Regions from separate parts of the Homo sapiens genome. Here region 1 is linked to region 2. The links are chromatin contacts, found by Hi-C or POLR2A ChIA-PET in ENCODE. All regions are on one chromosome and are shown on one strand. The core of a region is the stretch at or near the end of the contact, and the rest is flanking DNA. Distances in the headings are between cores, read along the strand shown.

Region 1 (7,792 bases), core at 1,965-4,464, 9.2 Mb after region 2:
AGAAGAAAATAATCATGAAATCAAAGCTGGCAGTTTATGGGTGAAATTTTTAACCCCCTGGTATAGTCAAGGTAACGTAAAAAGTGTCTTCAAAACAAAGTCACTTGTGTTTACTACTAATAATCTCAGCTTTGACAAAAATTCTTTGCTTGGCCAAACTTACTCAGGCTTTTGAATTTTCTGTGAGGCCCATCTGTGCACTTCCTTGTAAAATCCAGTATTAGCAAAGAACCCTGCTAAGTCTGTTTAGCATAACATCCTGGATATCTAATCATCCTAAATATCTGATCAGGTTCCTCATCCTCCACCATTCCCCAGGTAATGTCTGATCGCCCTGGCCTGTCTTCAGCAAGAATCCCGTTAGGTCGGCTTAGCCAGAATCCCCCTTATCCCTGATGTTTCCTTTTAGCAATTTTCCATCCACGATCCCCACACTGCTGCTTGGCTATAAATTCCCATTTTCTCATGCTGTATTCGGAGTTGAGCCCAGTCTCCCTCCCCTACTGCAGGGCCCCACTGCAGAGGTCTCTATACCTATTGAGATGGTTCTGAATAAAGCCTTACTTACCATTCTTAAACAAGTATCATTGAATATTTTTTTCTTTAAAAACGTGAATGTCTAATTTTATTGTCTTCTAACCAACTCCCACCCTTCTCCCCACCAAACCTACTCCTCTCGTAAACCTAATCTCAGTAAACAAGTACCCCATCTTTCTACTTGTTCGGAACTAAATTTTGGTGTCTTTTACATCTCTACCCTCAATTTATCCTGAAATCAATGACCTCTCACCACCTCCACCAATTCCACTCTGGTCCAAGCTACATTATCTCTGGCCTGGATTAGGGCAACAGTTCCGGATTGGTATCCCAGCTTCTGCTCCTGCTCAACCCTTCCCCTACAACAAAGTCTATTCTCCATCCAGCGCCCAGAATGATCATTTTTAAAAGGCAAGCCTGGGGCCGAGCGCAGTGGCTCACGCCTACAATCGCAGAATGTTGACACGCCAAGGTGGATGGATCGCTTGAGCCCAGGAGTTTGAGACCAGCCTGGGCAACAATGGCGAAACCCCATCTTTACAAAAAATTAGCCAAGCATGGTGGGTGATGTGTGCCTGAAGTCCCAATTACTTCAGAGGCTGAGGTGAGAGGATCACCTGAGCCTGGGAAGTCGAGGCTGCAGTAGGTTGTGATCATGCCACTGCACTCCAGCCTGGGAGACAAAGTGAGATCCTGACTCAAAACTAAAAATAAAAGGTAAGGTTCTTTACTCAAAGAGTGGACTCCCCTTTCCACTGAGAGTAGAAACTCAAGTCCTTAAAAGGGCCTACAAGGCCTTATACAGTCTAATCTCCCACCACACTCACCTCTTTGACTTTATTTCTACTCCTCTTTGCTTTTTCCACCACAGCCAAATCAGCCTCTCTGCTGTCCTCAAACAAGCCCAGCACACAGGGCTTCTGCAAGCCCTTCTGCCTTCCTCTCTGCTAGCACATCCTTCCCTCAGAGAGGTACATGGATTACCCCTCACTTACTTCTGGTCTTGGCTCAAATGATATCTTTTCTAGGAAGCTTTCCCTGGCTGCCTCTAGTTAAAATTGCAAACCTCTCCCGGTTCCCTGCCCTCCCTCTTCCCTGCCCTCCCTCTTCCGTGCTTTTTCTCTGTAGTACTTAACACCATCTGACACAGCACATATTTTATTTGTTTATTATCTGAGGTCCCCACTAGAATATAAGCTCCATGAAGGAGCAGATATTTATGTTTTCTTAGAAAAGTATCTGACACGCAGTAGGTGCTCAATAAATATTTACTAAATACATATATATAATTATATAGTTTGTGAAGTATTTTTATGCAAATTACAGCAATTCATTTTTCCTTATGCCCTCTCTTCTTCAAATTCTCCAATCTTTGTAGTAACAATATGGATGACAGCAAAGAGCTATCAGAAAAAGAGTTGTTGGCCACTTAACAAAGCTCTTTAAAACAGATACCCCATATTAATCAACTACATCTATAAATTGAAAGCTTAAAGTCAACATCTTTATTAGCATAGATGAATCTAGGCGTGGAATTTTAAAATAATAGCGCAGAAGAGCCAAGAATCATCAGGAAGAAAAGTCTAATTCAGTTTGTCCTATCAATCTGTTAAACAAACAATAGGAAAATGCAACCTGCATTTGATCTTCAAGGAAACACTGGCCCAAATTCAACACGAACGCATTCAACACAAGATTCGACTCCCTTAAAATTTTCTATCTGCTTAAAACAAACCCCATTAACTATCAAGTGCCGTCGCTGGGTGTGTATGGTCTGCCGAGCGGATCGGGGATGTTTTGCTATGTTTTGTTTAACCAGATAAGAATTAGCGTTAAGGAAACGTTTCTTAAAGCCTCTGTATCCCCTGGACCATTAAACAACCCCTTCGTTGGGCTTTACACTGTGGTACCGGGGTCTTCTCGGGTAATTTCCCAGCTTATTTAACTCATCAGAAGCGAAGGGGCATCTCAGTCAGGCTCCAGTGATACCGGAGACAGACGGCAGATGTCTCAGGGGATCCCCTGGAAAGAGAGGCTCTCGCCCAGTCAAAGGGTGTCACGGACAGGAGGAAAGAGCGGACCGAGGCGCACGGTGTAGGTGACAGGTGGGCGAGCGCCGCAGGGCAACAGCGCGGGGAGTGACCGGCTGGGTGGTGGCGCGGAAACCGTCAACTCCCATCGTCAACCTGACAGCTTGGGCCCAGCTGGGCTGAGTAGTGCAGCGGCACAGGATCAAAAAATAAAATAAAGGTAGCAACACACCGCCGTCAGCCTGCTCGACCTCGCCCCCCGCGCGCTGCGAAATAAAGTTAGTGCCCAGTGGCCGCTGCAATGGCCCAGAGGGGCCCAGCCGAGCTCCCGCCCGCGGCCCGGCGGCTGTCAAAGGCGGCCCGGCGCCGCGAGAAGTCCCAGAGCCCAGAAGCCAGAGAGGACGCCCCGAGCTGGCGCGTCAGGCCGAGTGCCCTCGCGCCCTCGCGCCCTCAGCCCGGCGGTCCCGGCCCTCAACCCAGGCTGACAGCCACCAGCCCCAAACCGCCTCCCCTCCAGGCCACGCAGAGGGGCCGGGACCCGGAACCTTCTGCCGGCAGCGTCGGCGCCCGGCGGCCGCCTTTACCTGGTTTGTGGCAGCTGCGGCCGCCGCGCACTCCCCCTCTCCCGGAGAACCCCGAGCCGACGCCGCTGCCGCCGCCGCCGCGCACTCCCCACCCCCGCCCGCCCAGGTAACCCAGGAAACCGAGAACACCACCCCCTCCCTCCCCTCGTCCGGACCCAGACCCGCTCGTCTGCGCGTGCGCCCTTGGCTCCGCCTCGCGCGTGTAAGCCCCGCCTCCTCTGGGAGGGCAGCGCCGGCGTCGCAGGCGTGACGCGTGGAACTGCCGAGCCAATAGGGAAGGCAGGGGGGCGGGCCGACCCGCGGGGCTGCAGCCGGGGCCCGGTCTGGGTTTCTCAGCGGTCGGGGGTCGTACCCTGGGTCCGCACCTCCTCCCAGGGCTCTGCGTAGTGGGCTGCGTCAGACCCTGGGGAGTGCGAGCACCGTTTGAGAAGCACCAAACACAAGCGCATCGTCCGCCTCTTCCATTCAACACAGACTGTCAACCTGTCCCATTGTGTAGGTCTAGAGGATGAAGATAGAAGAAATAACGGGAAGGAGTCAGGAGAGGGAGAAAGGGTTACCCACAAGGCACCCCTAGCCTTCCTCTGGGACCTGGAAAAAGCCATATTGTAATGGTTACCGTCGGCTTCTTTCAAGAAACAAAAAGAGCTTTGCAAAGCCACTGCAGAAGTAATTCAGTGCAGTGGTGTATTTTCCAACCGACTCCTGTTCAAACACGGTTTGTATACAGTGCGCACTGTCAGTGTCATATGCCCTAATAGACCAGTCCCTCCAGAGGGTGGGAGCTGTAGGTAAAATCCAGGATGTTTTGGCTGCATCCCCGGCTCTGGGCCCAGCACGCTGCTGGCAGACTGCTGCGGTAGGCAGTTTGGCATTTCAAGGGCCACCCTCCTCACCTCCTAGTCACTGAGACAGCAACGCCAGAGGTACTGGGAAAAAGCCTGAACTGTAATCGTTCGGTAGTTTTCAAGTTCTGCCAAACAATACAAACTATTAATAAGCAGATAATCTACAAATTGACAGGAATTGCTGTAGAATCAACAACTCCCATAATTTTTTGCACAGGAATTATGAAATAGAAATAATTCAGGATATTATGTCCCAAGCCTATATACCAAATGTTACTCCCAATTCCTCAAACTCCCATCTAACCCAATGACAAGCAAAGTGCGTTAAGTTGCCCACTGATGTGGTTTAGAGGGTGCTCTTGGGGAAAATTCCCCACTTTAAAATATGTCTTCTCTGACGTCTGATGTTTAACCATTAGCAGTTCATATCTTTAGGCGAAGATTGCCCACTTCCTCTGGCAGGTAGTCTTTTATTTTTATTTTTTATCTTTTTTTTTTTGAGACAGATTCTCGCTCTGTCGCCCAGGCTGGAGGGCAGTGGCCGGATATCGGCTCACTGAACCCTAACAAGTGCAGGAAATAAATGTCTCAGGGAACTTATCACTCATTTAAGCAGTATATAATGAGCACCTACAATGCGCTAAGTATTGTGCTAGGTGCATGGGCCTGAACTGAAACAAAAAGAGGAAGCCAAACTTAACCTGTTTCGTCATTTTACCTAAAGCTGTGTCTACTCTTATTTATACATCAACTTTCACCCACTAATCTTAAAAACACCCCCCTTTTTTAATGGACAAAAGAAGTCAAAGAAATATTAAGTAACAAGCCAGTTTCTGTTAACCTTGAGTAGAAAATAATAGATTATCATGATTTCATTAAAGCAAAGAAAATGAGACAGACTTTAGATGATAATGGTATACAATTGGCCCTCAAAGTATTATTTGTTTGTAAAAGGCACAAAGTAATGCCATTTGTGACTATTATTTTTTTCGGTACCAGTGTTTTTTATTTTATTTTATTTTCAAGATGCAGCTTCACTCTTTTTCCCTGACTGGAGTGCAGTGGCACAGTCTCGGCTCACTGCAACCTCCGCCTCCCGGGTTCAAGTGATTCTCCTGCCTCAGCCTCCCAAGTAGCTGGGATTACAGGAATGTGCTACCATGCCCGGCTAATTTTGTATTTTTAGTAGAGACAGAGTTTCATCATGTTGGTCAGGCTGGTCTCGAACTCCTGACCTCAGGTGATCCACCCACCTCTACCTCCCAAAGTGCTGGGATTACAGGCATGAGACACCGCTCCTGGCCTCGGTTCCAGTATTTTAACTAAGCTACTGCAGTATGTATTTTATTCAATAGTATCTTAGAACATCGATACTAAATATACATATCAAATAAAACTTAGTTTAAAAGATTTCCTAGGAACACACACAAAATGTGTAGTGAAGAACATGAAAAAGAAGAAAAAAGTAAAGTAATAGGTATATAGAAGAAAGCTCTACTTGGCCGGGCGCAGTGGCTCACGCCTGTAATCCCAGCACTTTGGGAGGCCGAGGCGGGCAGATCACGAGGTCAGGAGATGGAGACCATCCTGGCTAACACGGTGAAACCCCGTCTCTACTAAAAATACAAAAAATTAGCCGGGCGCGGTGGCGGACGCCTGTAGTCTCAGCTAATCGAGAGGCTGAGGCAGGAGAATAGCGTGAACCCGGGAGGCGGAGCTTGCAGTGAGCTGAGATAGCGCCACTACAGTCTGGCCCGGGTGAAAGAGCGAGACTCCGTCTCAAAAAAAAAAATAATAATTAAAAAAGCTCTACTTACGCATGTATCACATGCTGGAAAACTTTTTAAGCAGGAAAGTCTTCAGCTAATTTGACTCCAGAATTATAATCTTCAATGAGATTGTAACATCCCAGCTTAAAACAACACAGTCAACGTAAATGTGCATAATTTCACATTTAATTATTCTCCAAAACACCTTTAAAAATTATTTGTGACTAAATGGATATATAAATCAAATCATGTCACATCTCTGCTCAAAAATCTGCATTGGCTCTCCGCTTCTCTCAGATAAAAGCCAAAGTCCTTACAATTGGCCTACAGAGCTCTAACACCATCTGGCTCCTCAAAACTTCGTCTCTTTCTACTCTCCCATCACTACCTACATACCTGCTTCTTTACTGTTTACCAAACATGCCAGATACAGTCCTGCTTTAAGGGCTTTGCACTGACTGGCCGGCCCCTCTGCTTGAAATTTGTTTTCTCCACATGGCTGCAGTTGTTAACTCCTTTATCTCCTCCACGTCTTTGCTCAAATTTCACCTCTCAATGAGGTCTACCCTTAATACTGCCCTTAAACTAGGCAAGAGGGGCCTCTGCCCTGGACCCCACACATGAATGGACCTCATCTCACAAATGTTCCCTAAAACAATAGTATTAAAAAACATGTATGTTCTCTGTCCCTTCTTGGGGGGTGTGGGGAGGTGGGTGGCATTGGTGAGAGTTGACACAGTTGTTAAATCAAGTTTAGCCTAAAGCTGCCTCCTTGCATATTTTAAGTTCAGCCTAAAGGTTTTTCTGTACATCATGAGCTATAACAAATGAAGGTGTAAACAGGCCATAGCCCACACCTGTGTCAATCCCTGAGTTTTGGCCAATCAAATGTAGCCAACTGTTTGAACTGTGTTCTAATAAAGCAAACGCTGAGCTGCAACCAACCCAGTTGTTTCTGTACCTCACTTCCATTTTCTGTATGTCACTTTCCTTTTGCTGTCCATAAATCTCCCACCGTGTGGCTGCGCGGGAGTCTCTGAGCCTACCTTGGCTCAGAAGGCTGCCTGATTCACGAATTGTTTTGTGCTCAATTAAACTTTAAATTTAATTTGGCTGAAGTGTTTCTTTTATCACAGTGTAACCTGTAACTCTAAACATCATCTCTTTCATAGCACCCATCAGCTTCTAACATACTACATAATTTGTCTATTTCTTATGTTTATTTTCATTGTCACCCCTGTTTAGACTATGGGCTCCACAAGGGCCACAATCTTTGTTCTATTTCTGATGTATCCCAAGGACCAGAACAGTGCCTGGCACTTAGTAGGCACTCAGTAAATATTTGGATAAATAGTTAAATTAAGAAAATTTTGTTGAAAATTCAAATAAATATCCAAACAGTAAGTTGACCATAATTTTGGAGCTGGACAATCTTAATGCCTACTGCAATGCATGGGAACAGAAATGGATTTGTGAAGTGGTAGAGGAATACAAGACTGCGATTTCAGCAATAGTAAGAAGGTCAGAATTATACAGATGAATAAAATTATGCATTTGACTAAAGACCTGCATCAATTTAATTTTGAGTGTCACTTTAATTTTGAAGTGCTTTACCTTATTAGGATGCATATACATCTTTTACAATTGTGCGTCTTGGTAGCCACCTTGAAACTTTATTGAAGAGGTCAATTCATAATTAATGTCTTCATTAAGTTGTTACCAACATCCATTTCATTTTGCAAAAGTTATCAGATTTGGTTTTAGTATGATTCTTTCATGTAATTTTCTCTACTAAATCACCAATAGCATTTGAAATCCCCAAAAGTATTGTCAGAGGCGTCCTAACTAGAGCGATTCCATCTTGAATAAAGGCCGGATAAAAGCAAACCTGCTGTGTTACATTCCCGAGGGGTTGGGCACTGTTGGTCACAAGACATTTATGGTTGAGGGAATGAGTTAATGATGCTAATAACTAATTAAAGACCCAGAATTTATGGAAATGTCCTAGTACTTTAAGAACAAAA
Region 2 (6,829 bases), core at 1,345-3,844:
CCTGCTTGTAACAAAGGCCAAACAGAGCACTCCCCAAGGCAACTTGGAAGTGTGTCCTGGGCAGCTGTCCTCCACCTTGGCTCAGATATTAGGTCGACAAGACCACGGCTGTCTTTCGGTGTGAGGCATATGGCTTCTTCTCACTCCCACTCTAACCTGGAGCTGCAATCCCTGCTGAAAGAATTGCCCTCTAAAGGCCTAAGGATCTCAGCAACAGGGAAGTGGGAGGAATCTTCATGCCAGAGATAAAGAGCTGGTCCATGGGCATGTGTGGGAAGCACTGGGGTAGGGCGAAGAAATCTATCTCCTGGGAGGTGTTATCACTACATAAATCCCAGATTTGATCAGGCAATGTAGCCATCTCACTATTTCAGGCTGCAGCTGCTAAGACAGGTGTGAAGTGGGCAGACAAACAGGAAGAAGGTCCCAGGTGGAGAACCTGCATTTGGCTTCTGTACCCCAATTCCAGTAATTAACAAAGCAAAAACCTGCCACACTGTGAATGATGGCCCTTCCCAACCAGAATCCTGTTTCTGACAAGTGGTGAAGACACTCTAAAATGCACCGAGTGTATGACAAGGACAATCTTCTGGATATTCCCATTTAAACAGGGATGGGCCGGATGCAGTAGCTCATGCCTGTAATCCCAACACTTTGGGAGGCTGAGGCAGGAGGACTGCTTGAGGCCAGGAGTTCAAGACCAGCCTGGGCAACATGGTGAGACCCCTTGTCTCTATAAAAAACACAAAAATTAGCCAGGTGTGGTGGCGCGCACCTGTGGTCCCAGCTACTCGGGAGGCTGAGGCAGGAGGATTGCTTGAACACAGGGGTAGAGGCTGCCATGTTCGTGCCACTGCACTCCAGCCTGGGTGACAGAGCATGACCCTGTCTCAAAAAACAATAAATAAAATAAAACAGGGATGAACTGGAGAAACTGTGAAGGTATAGGTGCTGTCTTGCTTAGGGGTGGGGATGATTTACGGAAGGCTAACACAAGGGCCTTGGTTAGTCTAAAGATAATCACGGCAACTAGGTGGTGGTACCAGGAACTAGTCCACCAAATCCCAACCTGCAGCCAAAAAGTCTCAACTCTCACCTATAAAGGGATCCTTCTAAATTCTCTAGATGTATGGAAATCTTTGACAGGTCTTCTGAAGCCTAGAGTCATCGTATAAACATAGATAAATAGTGTAGATATTGCATAGCTATAGATTGATATGTACATATACCATATACATTAGATATATGCTATATATTTACACTTCTTGGCCTTTCGGCTTTATTATCTATCTCCACAAAGTAGGACAAGACAAGCTTGTTTCCCATTTAAGTTTTTCTATCTGTACTGTTTTGCAAATCCACCAGAGAGTTGCAGGACACTCCTGCTACAGAAAGATTTCTGCCAGGCAGGCTCAGAGACCTGCTCTGTTACTGTTCTATTTAATAACACAAACACACAAATGGGGGCCTTTCTTCCCCATGACTTTCATGGCATGGCTGGGGGCAGAGCTGGGAGGTTTTCACGGCCCATATATCCTCAAACTGCTCCATTTCCCCCCGATCTCAGTTGCCACCCCACTAACTCCGGGGTGATCAGCTCCATACCACAATCATCTCCTGGTGATAGAGTTCCATGGATTTTAAAAGCTGTAAGAAAAACTGAGACAGATTCAGAAGAGATTCTAGTAACCCCAAACCAGCAATTACAAATATTTTTTAAGTATTTATATATACACATTTTTTTTTGAGACAGAGTCTCACTGTTGCCCAGGCTGGAGGGCAGTGGCACCATCTCGGCTCACTGCAACCTCCAACTCCCAGGTTCAAACCAATCTCCTGCCTCAGCCTCCGAGTAGCTGGGATTACAGGCACCTGCCACCACACTTGGCTGATTTTTGTAGTTTTAGTAGAGATGGGGTTTCACCATCTTGGCCAGGCTAGTTTTGAACTCCTGACCTCGTGATCCACCCACCTCAGCCTCCCATAGTGCTGGAATTACAGGCGTGAGCCACTGTGCCTGGCCTAATTTTTGTATTTTTAGTTAGAGACGGGGTTTCACTATGTTGGCCAGGCTGGTCTCGAACTTCTGACCTCAGGTGATCTGCCCGCCTTGGCCTCCCAAAGTGCTGGGATTAAAGGAGTGAGCCACCACACCCAGCCACAAGTTTTAGATACTTAAAATACTTTTAAGTATCTAAAATTAGCACCTCTCTTTAAACCTTTTACTCACCCTTTCCTGACCCTTTCCTTGTATCCCCCATTCCCTTTCGATTTCTTCACCATCCCTATTTGCCTCCTTTTCCTCACTATCTACCCACCAAGTCCTGCTCTGCTCCCATCCCACTTAAGATTTTCGTGTCTATTCTGTATCACCCTTAATGATCCACTGAGGCTGTGAGCTTCCTGTTTACCCACAAGCGTTCAGCGGATCCAGCCATCCTACCAAGGGTTAAAGATGCTGTAGTCCTACTGTGCTGCCTCCGACCCAGTTCCTTCCAAAACAAAGCAGGATGACAAGGTGACTCCACGAGAACTGCGTTTGACCTCTGTGTGGGTTTTCTGTTTCCAAGGCCACAGCAGGGTACTCTGAAAACTCTAAACCAGAAGGAAAGGAGACCTAGCCTTCAGAACTCTGTGTGTATGTGCTTACAGGCAAAAAAAAAAAAAAAAAAAAAAAAAGGAACCAATGAGGTTGTCAGAAGGGGATACTCTGCTGTAACTGGTGTTTACCACGACCCACCGGGTGCTGAGGAGGAAGTGGTTGCTATAACCCCAAGGGGGAAACGCTCGCTTGAAACAGGAAAATAGAACTCTTACAACTTTCCATTAGCAGCGTTCAAGAAGCCGGCCACACTGGGAAACACTTGCACAAGCACTCCCCAGAGTCCTGAGACGAGTGTCAAGACAGTCCAATCACGAAGCACAGATCAGGACACAGATACAGGTCCATGTTTTTTCCAGAACGTCTCAGCACTGGAAAAACTCTCATGATCACTTCCCTTACCTCCAGCAGGCTGAACTTGCAAGGAGCTGTGGGGAGGAGGAAGGAAGGGGAAAATGGCAGGATGACATATTGGAAAGAACGCTGGGCCCAGTGAGGGTCAGAAGACCTGGGCTTTAGTCCCAGTTCTGCGATTTACTAGTGGTGGAACTTTGGGCAAATTACCCAACCTTCCTGCTTCTCGATTTCTACTTCCTCTATAAAACAGGGATATTGTTTACTGCTCTGCTCACATCCTTGGGCTGCTGTGAGAATCCTATGGAATCCTTCATAGGATGAAACTCGTATGTGCTACGCAAATGCTTGTTATCAATGTAAGATTCGAGTCTGCATAAAGCCTTCTTGAGTCCCAGCCTCTTGCTCCTCAAACGCATCCTCTCGGCTACACTTCCACCTGTGCACTTCCTCAACCCACCTTACTTGTAATTCTGCCCACACTTCTGTAGAATTTCTGTAGAAGATCCCATAGTCTGGTCAGAGGAGTATAAGCAAGTCTAAATAACCAAAGTGGGGGGATCTCAACCAAATCATTTGACTCTGGGCTCTGTGCTCCCACATTCTCTCCTCTCCAGAGGTGAAGACTTCATCCTCAATGGCTAATTTGCCTGCTTGGAGGCTCAGATTGGCCCGTGTTCTGAGTCATATTTTCCATTTAGTAAAATGAACATCTGGCTGCTGTATGATGCCTTTTGTGTACCATCACCTAAGCCACAATTACCTGCAAGGTAATTCATACCACTACAGCACGGTGCAAAAACAGGGTTGGTTTGGGATGGTGAAAGTCAGCCATCTTAGTGTCAATCTTGCATGCAAATTCTAATGAAGAAAAGCCACTACCAGCAGGTCCACACACACTCACAAAGAACTCATAAATTATTTTAATCCAAGCGTTCAAAGGGATCCTGGGTCCCAGGAACCATCCTGCTGTTTCATCTCAGTGAGAGGCAAGATGGTTAAGGAAAAACAGCTCTAGTTTCCTCCATCCCCCCAATTCCCCTACCGGTGTGACCTTGACTAGGCCACCCAACCTTCTAAAAACCTTGGCTTCCTCATCTGCAAAATAGGGATAATAACAAGACATGCCCTTCCCGGCTCCCAGGGTTATTATGGCAACCAAGTGAGAAAACAGATGTGAAAGTGCTTTGCAAACCACAAAACACCGTCCAAGTGTGAGGTATTGTTATCTAGCAAAAGTGCCTTGAGAATAACACAGAAATCTGGAAGTATTTTAATTCGTTAATGGACTTATACCACACCTTGACTTAAAAAGGACGTAGGGTAACTGCCTGGAGGAATTCTGAAATAATTTCTAAATAAGTTTATCCAAGCAAGTTGCCAAAACAATCCACTGAATTGGGTAGTAGGCTTTTGGATAATAGGAAAACTGCAGATCGCTGTTCTTTATTCTTATTTCACCTTTTGAGCTCTAAAAAGAACTGGAAGGACCATATTGTGTTGTCTTTTACGCAAGAACTAAACAGTCTCTTTGTACCCTCCACACCCTCCCTATTCTCACTTCCATCCCCTGAGCACCTGGGAAGCAGCTCCTTCTCCAAACCTGCAAACCCTCCTCCCAGAGCCCAGGCTAGCTTGGAAGCCTGGAGCAATTTGAAACGCCGTCCTAAGATCTTGAGGCCAAAGGCATCCCCATCATCCTTCCAAGAGGGTGTTACCCCCAGGGACAGCAGGAGTTTCCAGAACACACAAAGACTTATTCTGCTCACAAGGATATTTACCGAATCAGCCCACAAGAATTTGCCAGGATCAGGGCAGAAGAACAGAGCTGGGACAGCCTTCTGATTCACTGCCTGGCAGATTCACCCTTCTCTATTATTAGCAACCCAGGCACGATGCCACCAGGGCTGGGGAGAGACCTTGGTGTCAGGGTAGAGAAGGCAGGAAGAGGTGTGTGTGCAGAGGGGGAAGTACACAGAGCTGCCTGAGGTTTCCTCCAGAGAGAGACAGCAGAGGGGTGGGTTAAAGCCTTCTCCCCTTCCTCCTTAGTTCTCTAACCTCCTGTGAATCTCAGACAAGCCCAGCCCCAGGATCAGAAGCCCTGGAACCCACATCCACCCTGAATATTGCTGGAGGTACTCCCTCTTCCCCTTAAGGGCCCAGCTCAGAGCTGCACAGCACTGCTTCTGCCGGATACCACTGGACTCTGGGCTGTGCCAGAGGCTGCAAGATGGAGAAGCAAAGAGAAACTGACGGGAAAGGTGGAGAATTTCTCTTCCCATGGCAAAAATGCAACTTACTGCAGCCCTAATGCACATGTGTTCCCTCCTCATAACAATGACTACCACTGAAAGAGCACCCATTACATACATCACAGGGCGTTCGCCTCCTGTTATAGGCAGGAAAACAACCATGTGGAGGCTCAGCAGGCTGCCCTGGAGAACGTGGCTAATGCTGATTGAGAGGGACAGGACTGAAGGAGGAGACGAGGAGCTTCACCTTCATGCATCTTGTATTATTTCACTTGTACAGGTATTTCGCGTGCATTATTTAACGTGCTATATCAAGCTTGTACAGGCATTACTTGAATACATTGAAAACCATGAAACGAAGGAATTAAAAAAAAGAAAGACATGTTGCCAGTCAATAGTAGAGTCTAGATTTGGATAGATTTGTCCAACTCCAGAATATACTCTCTGGCCACACCTCCACAATTTGTCCAAATACCAAACCAGGACATGGACGCTAACAAAGACTATTTTTCTAATGTTATTCATGTGAAGAATTTTACAAAATAACCAATAACCAAATAACATTTGGTTATTAAATATGATAAATGTGGCCTATGGAAAATAAAACGACACAAAATGAAAACTGGCTGCCATGCAAACTTAGGAGAGGGCAAAGGAGCCACAGTGACCCCAGACTTGCTTTCCCTAAAGGGGGAGGAAAATCAAATCCCCTGCAGATGGCTGCAGACCTCAAATAGAGTGCTGCCACTGAGGGCAGAGGCCGAGCCCCTGGAGCAGGCTGATTAGTCTAGTCTAGTGGTTAGGAACATGGTCTCTGGAGCCAGGCTGAGTGTGAATTCTGGCTCTGTTCTTCATAGCTGTGACTTCAGGCAAGCTTATCTGTGCCCCATTGGTTTCCTCACCTGTGAAATGAATTTGGGACACTGTGTAGATTAAAATGTAAAGTGTCTAGCACTAAACACTACCTAAGTGTTCATTATTATTATCATTATCAGTCCTGGCCAGAGAGAAAAAGGGAGAATTATCTATTCCAAAAGGAGCCAGGACTGGGATAAGGCTTTGGTGAGCTTTTTACGTGGTCTTGACAACGGTGTTCATGATAGGCTTATTCTAGGCCGCTCTCTGCTGTCAGGAAGGAGGTTTCCTGTGTGAAGAGAAGGCCTCCCAGGAAGTGACAATAGAGGTATCAATACTCCCAGCAAGAGAACCACAGGCCCAGAGTGGATGTCAGAAAGAGGGGCATCTCAGGGAGCACGCCTCTGCGGAGGGCTACTGATGAGGAAGAGACCACATGGTTGCCTAGAAGGCAGGCCTGCGGGGAAGCACTGACGCCAGCACTCAGGCTAGGGGAGTCCCTGGGGTCAACTTGTGCAGAGACTGGCGCTCATATCCCAAAGAACTGGGTGCCTCTCTAAGATAGAGCTCCCTGCCTCCCAGTATCTCTTCCTGCAGGTGTTTTGTTCCAATGGCTGACAGCGTCTATTCAGAATTCTTAAAAATGTCACTTTGTTTCCATCTGTAAAAAGGAATTAAAATGTACCAAAATTCCAAAGAAAATTGCCCCTTTTCAGATGTGGCTCCCTGTCTCCCCTCTTCCCTTTTCTGCTTTTGATCTTATTTA

The links. Hi-C counts contacts between places; a loop is a spot of excess contacts on that map. ChIA-PET counts read pairs that join two places held with the same protein, here RNA polymerase II (POLR2A). Pooled maps may share reads with other maps.
Region 1: a map of natural killer cell shows a loop between it and region 2 (29-fold over the local background). The contact joins the promoter of LYST here to the promoter of ITPKB-IT1 in region 2. A Hi-C loop is called at or near these places in 1 of 168 maps with a recorded cell type or tissue (natural killer cell) and 2 of 50 pooled maps. POLR2A ChIA-PET finds 5 or more read pairs at or near these places in 1 of 52 experiments (activated CD4-positive, alpha-beta T cell).

The regions. Positions count from the first base shown.
Region 1 is chr1:235,863,692-235,871,483 of GRCh38, forward strand. LYST (lysosomal trafficking regulator) reads right to left here and starts at 3,215. Exons shown (of 53, transcript NM_000081.4): 1 at 3,152-3,215. RefSeq lists enhancers at 2,273-2,322, 2,693-2,792 and silencers at 2,913-3,332, 3,383-3,682.
Region 2 is chr1:226,672,474-226,679,302 of GRCh38, forward strand. It overlaps ITPKB-IT1 (ITPKB intronic transcript 1), which reads right to left and starts at 2,595. Exons shown (of 2, transcript NR_103784.1): 1 at 2,444-2,595. The region is part of intron 2 of ITPKB (inositol-trisphosphate 3-kinase B); the gene reads right to left. RefSeq lists a silencer at 3,577-3,726.